Linked DNA regions of Homo sapiens: region 2 is linked to region 1. Evidence: chromatin contacts called from ENCODE Hi-C data. All regions are on one chromosome and are shown on one strand. The core of a region is the stretch at or near the end of the contact, and the rest is flanking DNA. Distances in the headings are between cores, read along the strand shown.

The links. A loop is a pair of places that touch in the nucleus more often than their neighbours do. Pooled maps may share reads with other maps.
Region 2: a map of naive thymus-derived CD4-positive, alpha-beta T cell shows a loop between it and region 1 (20-fold over the local background). The contact joins the promoter of ST6GALNAC5 here to the promoter of LHX8-AS1 in region 1. A Hi-C loop is called at or near these places in 1 of 168 maps with a recorded cell type or tissue (naive thymus-derived CD4-positive, alpha-beta T cell), 1 of 37 single-sample maps with no recorded cell type and 5 of 50 pooled maps.

The regions. Positions count from the first base shown.
Region 1 is chr1:75,128,046-75,135,716 of GRCh38, forward strand. LHX8-AS1 (LHX8 antisense RNA 1) reads right to left here and starts at 4,531. Exons shown (of 2, transcript NR_187397.1): 1 at 4,309-4,531; 2 at 1-3,908. It overlaps LHX8 (LIM homeobox 8), which reads left to right and starts at 6,343. Exons shown (of 9, transcript NM_001256114.2): 1 at 6,343-6,909. RefSeq lists a silencer at 2,185-2,385 and enhancers at 3,291-4,490, 6,648-7,160.
Region 2 is chr1:76,864,230-76,871,900 of GRCh38, forward strand. It overlaps ST6GALNAC5 (ST6 N-acetylgalactosaminide alpha-2,6-sialyltransferase 5), which reads left to right and starts at 3,251. Exons shown (of 5, transcript NM_030965.3): 1 at 3,251-3,461; 2 at 4,268-4,513. The coding sequence starts at 3,447. RefSeq lists an enhancer at 4,126-4,335.

The DNA.
Region 1 (7,671 bases), core at 3,281-5,780:
AAACAATAAATAGCCTTTGCACAAACTGAACCACGCAGCGCAGCCTCTGCTACTGCACACAATAACAGGAGTTCGGTCAAGGCCCAAAAGGAAAGTTCCAGAAGTGAGCGCAGACCTTTGGACCTCAGTCTGTACGGAGATCGAGTCACCGTCTATTCAATCCAGGTTTTGTTCCACTTGCTGATGATTAGACATCAAATTATGCAATCTGCAAGGAAAAGGAGAGAGAACGATTTTACCGCCGATTTAAGCGTTCTCCTTTTTCCCCTTCGTGGCCGTTTTATTCGGCACTGAAATGCTGTTTAACCTCAGCAAGAGTAGGCGTGGGAAGGTGGCGCTCTTCCCCACAGCACACCAGGCACCCCCCAGCTGCTCAGCGGAAGTGGGCAGAGGCAAGAGGCTAGCGGCTGGACCACTTGTGCTGGAGTGGTAAAGAACTATCATGAATCCATTTACTGAAAGTGTCCATTTCTGAACTCACCCTAAAGAGGACAAACACCGCAAAGTAGTTAAAAGTCAGGCATTCGCGTCGGACGTCTGGGTTTGAATTCTGCCCTGGCTTGGTAAAATAGGGCTTTGGATAAATTAAAGTAGGGTTGTGTGCCATAACGTCAGTGGGGGCATTTGACAAATAATAATCAACAGCTATGATTACTGCCATTTTCACAATATTCAGAAGGTTGTGCAAACTGACAGAAGGGTGCCAAGCATTTTTAAATGTTATAGATTAACTCTCAAATAAACCAGCGACAAAGGAGATGAAAAAGGTGTTCATTGTGCATCCTTGGGCCTAGTTGCCACGACAGAGGTGGCTACAGGCAGCTGCACTCATCTCTGGAGCCTCTGCAGCCCAGGGAGGTGCGTCTAACCTCATGACCCTCTGAACCCCTAGAAGTGGTCAACTCGCTGAAGAACATTGACCTACCCTTCACTGGGGAAATTGGGCCTTTGGTGGCTCCTCTACATCCAGACCTCTCTAGAGAGGTGAAGGAGGATGTGGTAGGAGAAACATTATGTTCACTAAGAACCTCCTGTGTGGATGAGCACTTAATTCAACATTGTGATTTTTTATGACAATTTCCAAGTGATGCCATCTTCATTTTACAAATGAGAAAGCTCAAGTGTTAAAAATTTAAATTGCTCAAAATTCCATTACATATTTTACTAACTTCAAACCTGTGCTCTTACTATAATAACACGTTGCCTACCTCTTAAACCCTGAACTCCCATGAAGGAAGGAAGGCAAGCAGGGAAGGAGGAAGGGAGAGGAGGAGGATAGGAAGGAAAGGAAGAAAACCTTGCCACAGTTACAAGAACCAGTCTCCTGTAGCAGAAATGGCATATAGAAGTTATTTAAGTTTTTAAAATTCATGGCTCAAGATTCTTGGGCCAACTTTTTTTTTGTAAAAGCATAGCTTTACGAGTTACACCGGAGGTGGAAGTGTTGCTGGGGAGAACCTTAGACACCAAAGTTGTGGGCGGTCGGCGCAGGCTTGTGTGGGGCTCATTCACCCTGGCTAACAACTTGAGCTGAGGGTTCCCTTATCAAAATGTCATCCAAGCCTGTGAATAGGAGGCTCACACAGCCCCACTTCTGCCTCTCACCTATCCCCAGAAACCGAGAAAACCATCTGGTTTTTGCACTTAGATAAAGTTTAACTTTCCTGCCACACTGGCCGAGTTGGGCTTTCAGACATCCCTGGGGAAGTGGGAAAACGGGGATGTGGAAGGGGAGGAGAAGCCTGAAGGGCCTCGGTTCCATCCTCTTTCTTGATCAGCGAACTCCAGGCTATATCTGCCCGGTTTGCCTAGGACTTGTAGGGAAACGCGGTAAAGGGAGGCGGGTAGAGAGTTGGATTCTCTCTCTCTCTCTCTGGCCACCTTGGATTTCGGCTTTTACAGAATTATGCAGGCAGAGTTCTGTAGAAAGAGGTTAGAATCAGGTTTCCATTGGTCCTGATTTGTTTATCATTCTAAACAGTAAAATGCATATAAAACCGGCACCTCCAAACCACAGGCGTGCTTAAGGCGCTATTGTCGGCTTGGAAATGTCACAATGAATAAATGGTGTGATGGACTTTAGCGTTTCGCGCCATAGCTTTTAGCCGGGAAGCTTTCCAGGCTGCCCTGCTTAATTTCGGCGTGGTTCCTAATTTTCTCTCTCCCATCCTCTCTCTTAGACTGGAAACGCTTCCCCTATTTCTTCCGTAGCGGACCGGGAGAGCTTACTGGCGCTCTGCGAACCGGCTGGAAAGAAACACCGAGTCACTCGTACAGACTCTTGGTCGCAGAACTTGGCTTTCCGCTATTGGTCCTCCAGAACCGCTTGAAACAACTGGCCCCAGCTGGCGCATCAGACCGCAGTGAGGAATGCCGCGGGGCGGGTGGCGAAGGCAGGGTCTGCCCGCCAGTGGATTCCCGGGTGTCCCGCGTGGAGCAGGCTTGCCCAGCTGGGAAGCCCATCAAACCTCAGTCTTGGCCCACAGTGGGAGAGAGACCAGTGGGTCCCAGACGGAGGCCCTCGCCCGCTTTTGGCGACCTCCACTGGCGTGAATAAAAGCACCCCTCTCTTACCCTCAGAAACTGTGGGTAGCAAGGTATAAAACGGAGTCTGGGACCGGTAAGTCCCAAGGTGAGCCCGTATACAGCTCTGCCATCTCTGAGGGGTTATGCAGATTCTGAGCAGGGTAAGTTTGTGGAAAGAACCTCTAGAAGCAATCTCCTAAAGTCTTTTTCCAGACTAATATTTATAATGGTTACACGTGATGGGCAAAAATCCAAAGACACGGTCTCCTAACCCTGAACCAAGTGTGACATCCACAGTTTCAGAGTGGTTTTAGCTGAGATTTCACCTTCAGGGATCGAAGGAGTCGCCAACCAGAATTCTGCCAGAATCCGCACCTTCTTATGATCGCGAAAGTCTCCCCATCCTCCACCGCCTCCTACAGTCCTATGGCCCACTGTACCCTTGGCGCTGGAGCCCTGGAGGTGGGCGGTGAGGGCCGCGGGCCAGGGAAAGCTCGGGTCCGCAAGAGCAGGGCTCTGTTTCTGCGCCTGCAGGCCGCCCGGGAGTCCTGGATGCGCCTCCTTTGACCACGTTTTCTCTCAGGCTCCAGCTGTGCCTCGCCCCGATCTCCACAGGTCTGACCCAGGCGAGTCCCTAGAAGGCGGGCGGGAGGAGCCGTAGCAGGGGCAGTTTCGGGAATCCGAGTTTCCGGAGATTGCCTGAGCACCGCAGAACCTCCAGGTTAAGTTCTCTCAAACGTGTGGTTACTCACCCCGAGGAGCTCAGAGGCAAAGGGTTCAATAGTCAAGTTGGTGGGGACTTTCCCTACTTAAAGTTATAATTTGCTAATTCGGATCTATTGCTTTTAAATATCGAGTTCCAGAGACCTCTGTCAATGCAGGCTTAATTTCATCCCACTGATGAAGGATGTTTATAAACGGCGCCTGCAGTGCGAGCTGAGTGTGAAAATATCAGTTTTATGCCTTTTGATAAGAATTACCGAGGCGGAAGGCTCATTAGACGATTACAAATTTCGCAGCTGCTCGCAGCCCAATTAGGCAGCTCTTCGGGTGAGTGGAAGCTGTGGGGGTCAGGGCGGGTTGATGTTCCCTCTCTCCAGCCCGGACCTCCAATCAAGGCCTGGCTCCACGGGATCTAGACCCCTTCCCTGCCCCCATCTGTTTTTAGGGAGATACACTCAAGGCTTCCCTTAAGCAGGAGAGGCACAGCCTGGGACAGGACGCACTCCGAAGTCTCTCAGGCTGTCTTTCCCATGGGCTTGCAAAAAGCCCTGTGGTCCACGGATGTTGGTAGACACCTTGGGTGGGCCTGCCGCCTCTGATTTTCAAATTTTCAATTTAGTAGGTAGGAACTGTCACGACGCAGGCGATTGCTTTTCCACCTGTGGACACATAAGATGATGTTTTTTTGATCAGAGTCTTCGTTCAAAATTGGAATCAATTGGCGTTTGGGCTAAAAACCCTCATTACTAAGACCAAACAAACAAACAAAAACTCTTTTGATTTTTAGCGCACCCCTGTAAAGTAGGAAGATAACTTTTCCGTTGCCCCAGCCGAGGATGAGCGTGGGTAAGAGGCGTGACGCGAGCTCCAGGGAACCGGGCCACCAGGAAGAAGCTATACCTTCGTACGCCCACCCCTGACAAAAGGTCAGAAGGTCGTTGGACCCCAGACCGACAGGACGATCAGCCCTGGGATTCATAGCAAACACATTCCCCTCTTCTTGCACACTCGACCCCCAGCCAAAGGCTTATACCGCCCAGGACATAGAAATTGACTCACCGCCCAGAGGCTTACAGCTCAAGGAGGGGTGCGCGCAGCTGCACCCCGGGACAGGTCAGCATCCCACAAGGCGCCTGGAGTAAAGCGAGGCCAGACCAATCTTTCACGTCTTCTGCTCCTGTCTGACGACCATTCTTCTTCCCCAAGCCCAGAAACCTCTAAAAATGAATCATTTTCTCCACTTATGCAGAGATAGACGCTCTTAGATCAAGGTTAGTATTTTGAAAACCTGACTGAGAGCCGCCTGATTAGGCGAGGGTGGGTGGAAAGACCGCATAAATGCCCGCACCCCCGCCCTGCTTCCCTAACACAGCTCCAGCTCTCTCTGGATCTCCAAATGACCCGCGCGATAAATTCTCCTCGATAGTAGCCAGACAGTACCCCAGATTCACTTTAAACCCTAACACACACACACACACACACACACACACACACTGTAATTAAATATCCAAACCGGACCTTTATGTTTAATTCCACTTTCAACGAAATCCTGCTCTATACACGACCTGATGGCGCCAATGTTCTGCACGACTCTGACTTTCCATTCGGAAGAGCGGTCTCCACAACGATGCTATTTCATGGAAAATGCATTATGTGAATTTCTCCACCACCCCCAATACCGATTTCTGCATTTGATGAAAAACACAAGTCTTTCTGGTTCCCACGCACAAGTTAGCTTTTTGAAAAGTCAGTCCACCCCAATCTTTCAATTTTCTAAGAGGGCACAGATTAATTATATCGTCCTCCTCCCTTCGCTCAGTAAATTTAAACGAGATCTCCCAGAGAGGACCGGCAGGGGGATGGCTAATATTAACTTGTGCGCAGCTGCGCGAAAAGAAAAACAATGGCGATAGGAAAATGCTCTGAAGACTCTAGTGTTTATGGGAGAAAAATGCAATGGAGGAAAAACTAAATTTGTAGTGGTAACTCGGTCCCAGACTCTTACACAGGCTCACTTCATCACAGGAAAGGCTATCTATCTCCTCCGCTAGCCGGCTGCTGACCGAGCTGGGGTCTGGGCAAGATCATTTCGCTCTTTTTCTTCTATACAAATAAGGCAAGGAGATAAGATATGTGTGTGTGCGTGTGTGTGTTTTACATATATATTTCCATCTAATTAAAGCAAAATCCTATGATTCTGTTAAAGGCCTTTAAGAAATAGACTCCTAGATCTTCTTAGTTTCAGAAGTTTAGCTTTTTAAATGGAAACAAAAATCATTTAAAAATAATCTTTTAACCAAATTTGTCTTTATACACTAAATAATGAAATAAAGTTTATACCACAAAGAGTCTGTTTAAACAAACACACCTTCCAATCTTAATCAAAATTAAGGTACCCTGAATACCTCCCTCCGCCGCTTCCCCGCCCCGCAGTCAGAACTTGAGGCAGAAGACAAGGCTGCTCGGGCTTACATTTTGTCTAGGAGATGAAAGAGCAATACTCATTAGCAACATACTTTTGTCTTTCTTGTAGCCTTGATTTCAAATCTAGTCGCAAATCATAAGCTTTTGTGTTGCTCAGATGTTCCTTCTTTATCTTAATGAGAAAACTTTTCGGAAAGGGAGCGCGAACTGCTAGATAAGTCAGCTCCCAGGCTGCCAGGAGCGGTGGCATTCCTCGGCTACACCGGACAGCTGCGAGTTTCAAGAGAATGACTAAAACTTTCAAGTCACCCAGACCTCCACTTCCCCTTCTGCTTGCTGCAGAAAGAGATGTAACCTGAATCTTTGTTTAGGTTTGGGTTGGGGAGCGAGAATTTAAAAGTTATGGCAAATGCAGACAGCAGATTTTTTAAAGTCAAGTTAACAGGACATCCCCCAATTTTTTTTTCTTTAGTACTAAACCTGAAGTCAGTTGGCGTGTTCTGATAAAGATTTTAACATGTAGAGAAGGCGGGTTTTCCTGAAAGAGGCGAAGCAATTTCTCCAGGAAAGACTTTCCCCCACACGCCCCCTTCCTTTATATTAGGTTCCACCCTCTGGAAAACAAAACTTTTTTTTTTTTCTTTTCCTGGAGGGACTCAGGAAAAGCTCAGTGCTCACTTCACTCAGAGCTCAGTGAAGCTGGGAAAGGAATTTTAAGAACGGTTCATCAGAAAGTGGTCAGGCCACAGCGGCCTCTTTGGACGAAGACACACTTGTAGCATTATCCTTCTCGGCATCAGCTTTTATTAGTGGATCGGGGCGGGGGAGGGGGGAGATCGGCAGACACGGACAGCCTCTGACCCTCTGGAGTTGGTATGTGATAAGCAGCCCTAGCAGTGCCATGTATTGGAAGAACGATCAGATGTTTGTGTGTAAACTAGTAGCAAAGGACGTGCCGGAGCTGGCAGTTCCCCCTGAGAAGGTGAGCGAGCCGACGCCTGGCCAGACCAGCTGAATCGCAGTGTCCTTGAAACTCGAGTTGTTTGGGCTCCTAAACAAGGTTCAGAAACTACCTGTAACGGCCTCATCTTCAGACCTGGCAATTTTTTTTTTTTATTACGTAGTAGCGTTAGTCAGTAATCATTGCACTCCCTCCCCAAAAGCTCACTTAACCTGAGACATGGAGACTGTAATTTGGGAGATGAAGCCTCGAGCCTAAGGCGCTCTCAGGTCCATGTGAGTCGTGCTTTTGTTCTATTTGCTGTGGTGATCGTGGCGGTCCGGGAGAGTGGGTCGGGAGGACTGGGCGGCTGTCGGGTGGAACCGGAGACCTGGCTCGTTTCGTTCGGCTGCCCGCGGACACTTGCCTGCCCTGAGGCACACCTCCCTCTGCGGGGCTCCAGAAAGGCCTCCGGGATCCCTGGGCTTGCCGGGAGAGCCATTTTACCTAAAATGCCAAAAGAAAACCGCAGGGCACAAAACGAGTCACGCGGTTTGTCTGAGTAGACTGGGGAAGCTGACAAGCTCTCACCTCACTCGGGAGGCAGGACCTGTGGGTATTTGGTGTTTTAAGTTTGAAATCATCTGCAGCCTGTCTGAGGGCCTCAGCAGGACGCGCGCGGGGCGCCCCTGACTATTTCTTTGCTCCGAAGCCGGTTGGGGACACCAGGCGAAAGCGGAGCTGTTCTGTTTAAACGCCCTTTGTGTGTGAGGACGCGGCCTCAGTGCAGCTACGCTGGGTCCCGCGTAGGGAGCGCACCCCAGAAAGGGAGGGTCTCGGCCGACGGTCCGGGAGGCCCCCAGGTTGGTATCTTGCCTGGTGCTTCCAGAGGGAGGGAGAAGGGGAGGCGAACAGTCAGAAATGCAGAAGTGCGAGCCGCTCGAGTTCGGGGTACCCACCCGCCCCCGAGCTAGAGTTTTTGGAAACGAAAGCGGTCTAAGCCCAGGGACGCTGCGTTTTCGTTTAAGAACAAAACTCCAGCAAATACTTGGAAACAC
Region 2 (7,671 bases), core at 2,001-4,500, 1.7 Mb after region 1:
CCTAGGTCACAGTGCTGAAAAATGGTAAAGTCAGAATCTGGGTCCTGACAGCCTGATTCCAGGAGCTTATTCTCAACAGATGGACCCACTAGGCCTAGCCTGTAAAATAAAGAGAGTTAAGGAAACTGCAAACATAAATGGACAAGAATCAAATTTGTTCCATGGGGACTTTCTGCCATTAATAAAATTTTTGCTCTTGCTTCATGTAGTAAAACTTTCTTCTTTTTCTTTGAGATCATAATGTGGAAAGCAATTGTATCTCAAATGCAGTTCATTATATTGTTTTCTGGTTTTTATCCATCTTTGAAATGTTTGAAACGTTTGTTTCTAAATTGAGAAGTCACTTAGGAATTTTAGGAATTGTGGGCAGAGCTTACGGATTTCCAGCAGTCTGTCTTTCTTCCTCCTTTGGTAGCTTTGTGCTGCCTTTTGTGGCATGAGCATAGGCTAGCGTTCCCTCTGAGCACGGATTCCACCTGCTCTCTCACCGCCCTATGACATGCCTTGTTTCATCAATTCTCACCTTCATTGTATCACATAACCTACATTGCAGAACACTCAATTTATTTTCCTTTCTTTTTTTCCTTTTTTCAAAAGGAAGAGGCTATTTGATTGGATGTGATGGCACCAGAGGCAGAAATGTGGCAAAATTTTAAATGGTGAGAAATCCATCTCAGCTACCTGGATTTTGAGAAACAAATTGTGATTTCTCGACTCACTTTGAATTGAACTGTGCAAGTTAGATGAACTAAAAAAGCTTCATTGACTTGTCTACTTGTCCGCTTGTCTCCAAGTCAGTCAAGTGTTTGTGAATGCTGCCTGTTTTCTACCCTGTATAATTATTCAAATGATTAACTTAAGGGTGAATATAAAGGTATATAAACATAAGTAGATGCCCTTGAAATAACAAAGCCCTCAGACCTTACATAAGCAGGCATTTAGAAGGTGAAAAACAAATCAGGTGTGTTGATTGTTCCTAAAGATTGTAACAGAAAGATTCTAAGCACTTACCTGGGAATATACTGTGAAGAGAGCATGTGGTCTATTGATCCAGGCATCCCTAATACCTGGCACATAGTAGGTACTCAACAGAGTAAGTGCTTAACATAGGAAGTGCTTGATAAATTTGTGTTGAATCTATAGTACTCTGTCTTTTATTGCCTAGTCATGAACTTGTCTCAACACACGTGCATACACACACACATATTAGGTTGTGAGCTCTTAGAGGAGAAGGTCTGTCTTATTCACCACTGTATTCTCTAATACAGAACCACCAAATAAGTGGCAATCATTAATGATCATCAAATTGAAGTAAATTCTATGACTTGTTTTCTTTATCTCGTTTCCCTCACCCTATCTTGTCCATTTGGCTCTCAAGCCAGAATGCCTGAAATGGCTGCATTAATCTAATCAAATATGTAAAAGCCAAGACCTTGAAATCTTTCAAATCAAGCTCTGAATTACATTTTTAAATTTACCCTGGCCATTTCATAAGTAGATTTAGCAACTAGCTAACTGCTATCCCAGGAGGGGAAAAAAAAACCCATAAGCTTAATGAATTTGGTCAGACATACAGTGTAACAGATGTCCAACATGCTGCCATGAACTTAAATCATAGATATGATGCCTCTGTTTGGCATGGCAAAATATATTAGAACTGTTTCATCAGTCACTGGGCAACTTGCTAGATGGAGGGGGAATAATCCTGAAAAATGCAGGAGCTGCTTCTAATAGCATCTAAAAGGATCCCTGGAGAAACACAGATAATCTGCTTGCAGTGATTCATCAAGTTGGTCCTTTGTTTCATTAATTTGAGTGTCAAGTGCAACCATACAATAAAGAATTGCCAAGACCTGGTAAGATTCTCCTCTGGCTGCTGCTTTTCCTGCCCTAACAACTGGTACTATTCATGCCTAAAGCACAAACTGAATAAATAGTTTCAAGGCTGGCAATGTTGGACAGTGCTTCCTATTTTGCTTTTCCTTGAAAGGCTAAATCGTGTGCTTTCTTGCCCTCTCCCAAACACGTTGCACTGATATTCATTATTGCACCAATAATTTTAACTTTCTTAATACTAAGTATGGAAGGATGCCTCATAAGATAAAAATAGTTCCTGTTGTATCATCAGTCCAGCAATAGATTAGGGAAGATTAAAAATGGATTGTAATGCCTTCTTTGGCCTTGAGAAAGCTCTTATTGTGCCCATGGTTCAGTAGGCCTGCTGATCATTTCCATCTTAATGTAATCTTTAACATTACACTGCTACAGGTGAGATGTTAAGTAATACATTAAGACAACTATTTTCACTGAGCAATTTCACAAGAAATATGTTTTTAGCTAAATTAGACATTTAACAAATGCCATTTGTAATTCAATGCAGAGGAGACAGCATCCTTAAAACAAGCTATTGATGTGACTTTCCCAACATAAAACAATACTTATGTTTTTTTAATTTTAATTGAAGTCCTGAATGTGAAACTATCGCCGTCAGTGCAGTAGACCAACGGAAAGCACCAAATACCTTAGGATTATGAAATAAGCCATATGCAGTTTTATCTCTAGCAGACAGAAATTCTTCATCCAAATTAGGAAGAATCTACAGGTCAAGTTAATCATGTAGCTGTGACGTGCTGAATGTTTTTAAAACTTTAAGATCATTTAGATGAACACTAGGAAACTCAGAGGTCAGGCAGAAATGTAAATTGTAATATTCAATGAAAATAATAAATGAAATAATTGAGATGAAATATTATCTAAAGAATGCATGAGAATAACTGAATCTGATAAAGTAAAATTAAAATTAAGAGAGAAGAGAAAATAAGAAAGTGAGCAATTGAAAAACGGAATAATAAATAATTTTTTAAGAAAAATAATTTCATCATGTATTTCTCTATGCTACGTACATAAACGCAAACGCTATAAATAGAGTTATTGACATTTGGGAGGTTGATTTGTTTTTATCAACATCGCAAAACAGAAAATTTAGGTTGCAGATTTTCACATGGCTATCACGTTCAGAATCCAATCAGGTTCTCCTTCTTTACTACTTGATGACTTCTTTAAAGATAAATAAGCCCGCGGACCAAGAAGTGGGTACACTGGCTCGGTTAACTCTCTCTCCCCAGAAATTTCACTACTGAAAAGATTATTATTTGGGGGCGGGGAAGGGGATGTAGAGGTCTTTAGGACCCAGCAGGCGGCGGCAGGCGGCAGTTGTGTAGATCGCTGAGAGACTACGAGGGTCCGGTTCAGTTTTAATTCTGTCTCTAATCTCTGCAACAGCCGCGCTTCCCGGGTCCCGCGGCTCCCGCGCGCGATCTGCCGCGGCCGGCTGCTGGGCAAAAATCAGAGCCGCCTCCGCCCCATTACCCATCATGGAAACCCTCCAGGAAAAAGTGGCCCCGGACGCGCGAGCCTGAGGATTCTGCACAAAAGAGGTGCCCAAAATGAAGACCCTGATGGTGAGTCAGTTGTGGCAACTCCACCGGGCAAAGAGGGGGATCCCCGGGCTCAGGGTCCACGGGACGCACCGTGGAGACTCCGAGACGCCTAACCCTGGGCCGCGAGGTCGCCTGTTACAAAGGGACAACTTTCTACCCGCTCCGCGTTCCCTCCCGATTCTCCAGCTCTGCCTGGCTCGGAATCCCAGAGCCAGGATGGGAACTCGGGGTTGCCTCGCCTCCTAGATCTCCGGCGAGAGGTCCGAGGGGGTGGCGGAGAGCTGCAGGAGCGATGGAGGAGTGGGCAGATTGCTCAAGGGATGGGGGTGCCCAAAAGCAACAGCCTGCCAAAAACTAAGAGGGACGGGGAGGGGGGACCTTTGCAGACTTTCTTCGTTTTCTTAGATTTCAAACTTGCAAGGATCGCAAGGATCCAGGGCCCCAGGAAAGGAGGGGTGTGAAGGACTCAAAATTCCAGCAGCTTGGCTGGGGTGGCTGCGCCAGACGGGCCCTTCCCCAAAGTGCAAACCCACCCCTGTCCTCGGCCCCGGCGCGCTCCCTCCCTCAGCCCGGGGCCGTACACCACCTGCCCTCTACCGAGAGATCTGGGCGGCGGCGGCCGAAAGCAGCGACGCGCCCGGAGCATCCCTTGCGATACGCTAGGGGACGGTGCTTTCTCTGTCCCAGTTGCGTGCGGCGGGGCTGGGGCCCAGGCCGCCCCAAATCTCCCCCACTAGAGTGACCACCGCACAGTTGTCCCCGCTGGGCGCGCTCCTCCGGTGTCTGCGCTCAGCCGCTCTCCTCTTCTCTCTCCCGCCCGCCCGCAGCGCCATGGTCTGGCAGTGTGTTTAGCGCTCACCACCATGTGCACCAGCTTGTTGCTAGTGTACAGCAGCCTCGGCGGCCAGAAGGAGCGGCCCCCGCAGCAGCAGCAGCAGCAGCAGCAACAGCAGCAGCAGGCGTCGGCCACCGGCAGCTCGCAGCCGGCGGCGGAGAGCAGCACCCAGCAGCGCCCCGGGGTCCCCGCGGGACCGCGGCCACTGGACGGATACCTCGGAGTGGCGGACCACAAGGTGACAGCATGCCCGCCAGCCCGCTCGCCACTCAGCCTGGGGATCCCGCACACCTGAGCCTTCCCCCTTTCCCGGGGCTGGGAGGCGCTGTGAGTAGGTGCCGTTCGAAGGCTGGAGGGGAGTGGACCCGCTGGGGTAGGGTGGGCTAGTTCCAACTTGGTATGAATTCTTATTTGGAGAAAGACACAAAGTTTTGTAGAAAATAGGGGTGAGGTGCGTGGACCCCAAAGCCTAATTTCCCAGCAGAAATCGGCCCTGGAACTAGAACTCCCTGATCCCCAGAATTGCAGCTGCGGATGGAGGTCCGGTTCCTGAAGCCTCGGGTTTGGCCGCCGAGTCGCTGCCTGGTGGGAGGAAACTGGGGTTGGCGCGGGTACCAGCCTGAGCGTTCCTCTGACCCGGAACCGGAGGGTGAGCGCAGCCAGCCCGCGGCCACTGCTCGGGATCCAGCGTTCCCCTCTGATCTCTCCAGCGCATTGCTTTGGGCTGAATTCTCTCAGCCCTGGGGAGTGGTGCCCAGGCAGGCATGGAAGACTTGAGGGACACACTCAGCTTCCATTGGTTTGAAACTCATCATTGTGAGCCTGTCTTCCTCTGCCTTCCGGGAAGCTGCTGCATGGGGTGGCTAATAACTAATAAGATGAATTTTTTAAAATTGGGCCTCCTTTCCCTGGAATAATAAATATCTGGTTTCAGTGTGTGAAGCCTCTGGGAGAATCCTAATCAAGTTTGCTGATTCTGAAGATATTTTAATACAGTTTAAATGTATCCGCCATTATTTGAAGCTGCTCGTATGTTTTTATTAAAACACAATTCCACTCTCTATCTGCTTTATAAAGCTAGAGGATTTCTTGAAATCTCCCAATTATTCTTTTTATTTTACTAAATTTTGTGGTTGTGAACCGAAGTAATATATAGTAGATGCTCCTTTTGTGTGCAAAGGTCACTCTAACCATGCGTGAAAAAGCCAAACTTTTTAAAAAGTGGCATTCAAAATATTGCCACACACCTGTTTAATGCATAATGCTAAGGATTTGAAAGGTATAAAAGAATTTAAGGCAGGACCCAGTCTTACGGATCTTTAAATACCTGAGGACAGAACAATATACCATGAAATGTGTGTAGATGGATAAACCAATAGATAAAAATGTGTAATAAATGCTAGATATGAACAGTACTGTAGGGGTGCAAAAATGAGAACGATGACTTCCCTGGAAAGATCAAGGAAAGCTTCTTTGAAAAAGTGGAATTTTGCAATGAGAAGAATTCAGGGAAGCAAAAAAGGAGGAATCAATTTCATTAGGAAGTGATTATTTATTTATTTATTTATTGTTGTGGCAGGAGCAGGGGTTGGGGGGTAGGGGTGTTAGTAGACTTAAAATCCAAAAGCAGAAGGCTATCAATTTTACAATTACAGCTTTTGTTTCCGCTCTTAGTTGTTGATTGATTACATGCTTTGTATCTGCATGTGCAAGCAACCGATAAGGGCTGGAGTTCTAGGAAAGTTTAGACATTAGCTTCTGACTGTAGATGGCTGTGGTGTTTATGTGTAACTGGTGTATGATGGATATACTGAGATCATGGATTTCCATGGCTATTGTTTGGTGGAAATTACTGTCTAACACTTGTGAAGCTTTGATTAATGGCAGCATCAAAAGGTAAATTTGCTGAAAGTTTTGATCAGCTTTTGGGAAGAGATTTCTAATACTTTTCTTCCTGTGTTCTTCTGCTGGACAGACACCAGCTAAGAATATTGAGAGCTTAATGCAAAGTATAATAACCTAATGCTTATGTTCAAAACAATGTTTATTGACCACAAATATGTTTGATTTCAATTTTTGTTTATCAGAGCTTTATTTTATTGAAACAAAGAACAGTCCTTTTCAATTTGGAGGGCGGGATGTTGATACCCTACATGGGAAATTGAAATGATATGTAGTAAAAGGGTTTTACAAATTGTGAAGTGCTATATGAATGATAAATATTGTGTGAAAGTCATTGGAATTCCTAGTAGAAGAAGGTCTTTGGAGATAATTATGAATATCAATGAAATTATCTCATGGAACACCAACATCTCACAAAATTCTATACCCAAAGGTTTTGAGGGAGTTCACGTCACCACAAGCAAAGGAAGAAAGGCATATCTTAAAGTCTATGTCTTCTGTTTAGACATTATCCCAATTGTCCCACTGAACTAAATGTAAACTTCTCAGAATGCCTTAACTGATTCTCTTTACCGCTACTATTTATCTGGCTGCAAATTGGGCAGAGTTCCCTTACAGATGGTCATATGAAGGTGCATGTGTAAAATGTTGTTTATGTTCTCTCCAAAAGTTCCTGTTTAATTAGGTTTATTTGATATCTTCCTATATTCTTGCATAGGCAGAGGTGGAAGACATTGTTAGAATATTGCTAGGAATTTTTTTCCAATTATGACAGGGGAGGGTAAGAAATGAAAGCCTTTCTATTCTTATTATATTGCCAGATGATACTCGATTGCTAATTTTTTTTTACCCTCACATCAGGCCTCAGGAAAATGATGGAATATGCTGGATGTGATGACCACCAAGCCATATGCTGCTGCGTATTGAATCAGAATTCCAACAGCCTTTTTTATCTGCCATTGTTTTACATAGTCTGGAGAGAGTTACAGATATTATTTAGGAAAATGTTCACACCTCCATAGCTGGAGGCCCCAAAGACTGATAAATATGTAGTGTATAAGCTCAGTTACATGATGTTGTTAACATTAACAGTTCCAAGATTAAATTCAACAGGTGGTCCTAATCCCCAGCACCTGAATTTCACAAATTACAGCCTGTCTGCAATGATGGTCTTGTCTCATATGGCTGCAGACTGAATTACTGTTGAGATTAAATCACTGTGTGCTTTTGTTGAAATATATGCTGCAAGTCAAGTCAGTGATGAGCGGCATGTGTTGAGGCTTAAAATATCACTTTTCATGGTCATATTCTCTACTTCCTCTTTCACAAACTATGTGAGCTGCAATTGTAATTTCAGTATCACTAAATGAAGGCTACATGGAGTTTCTTGTCATAATGAAGGCATTTTCTGTTTGAGTCTTTCTCTTCTTTCCCAATCCCTTTCCCCAGACCAATTCCCACAAATGTTCCACCAACTCATTTCCATCGTGTTAC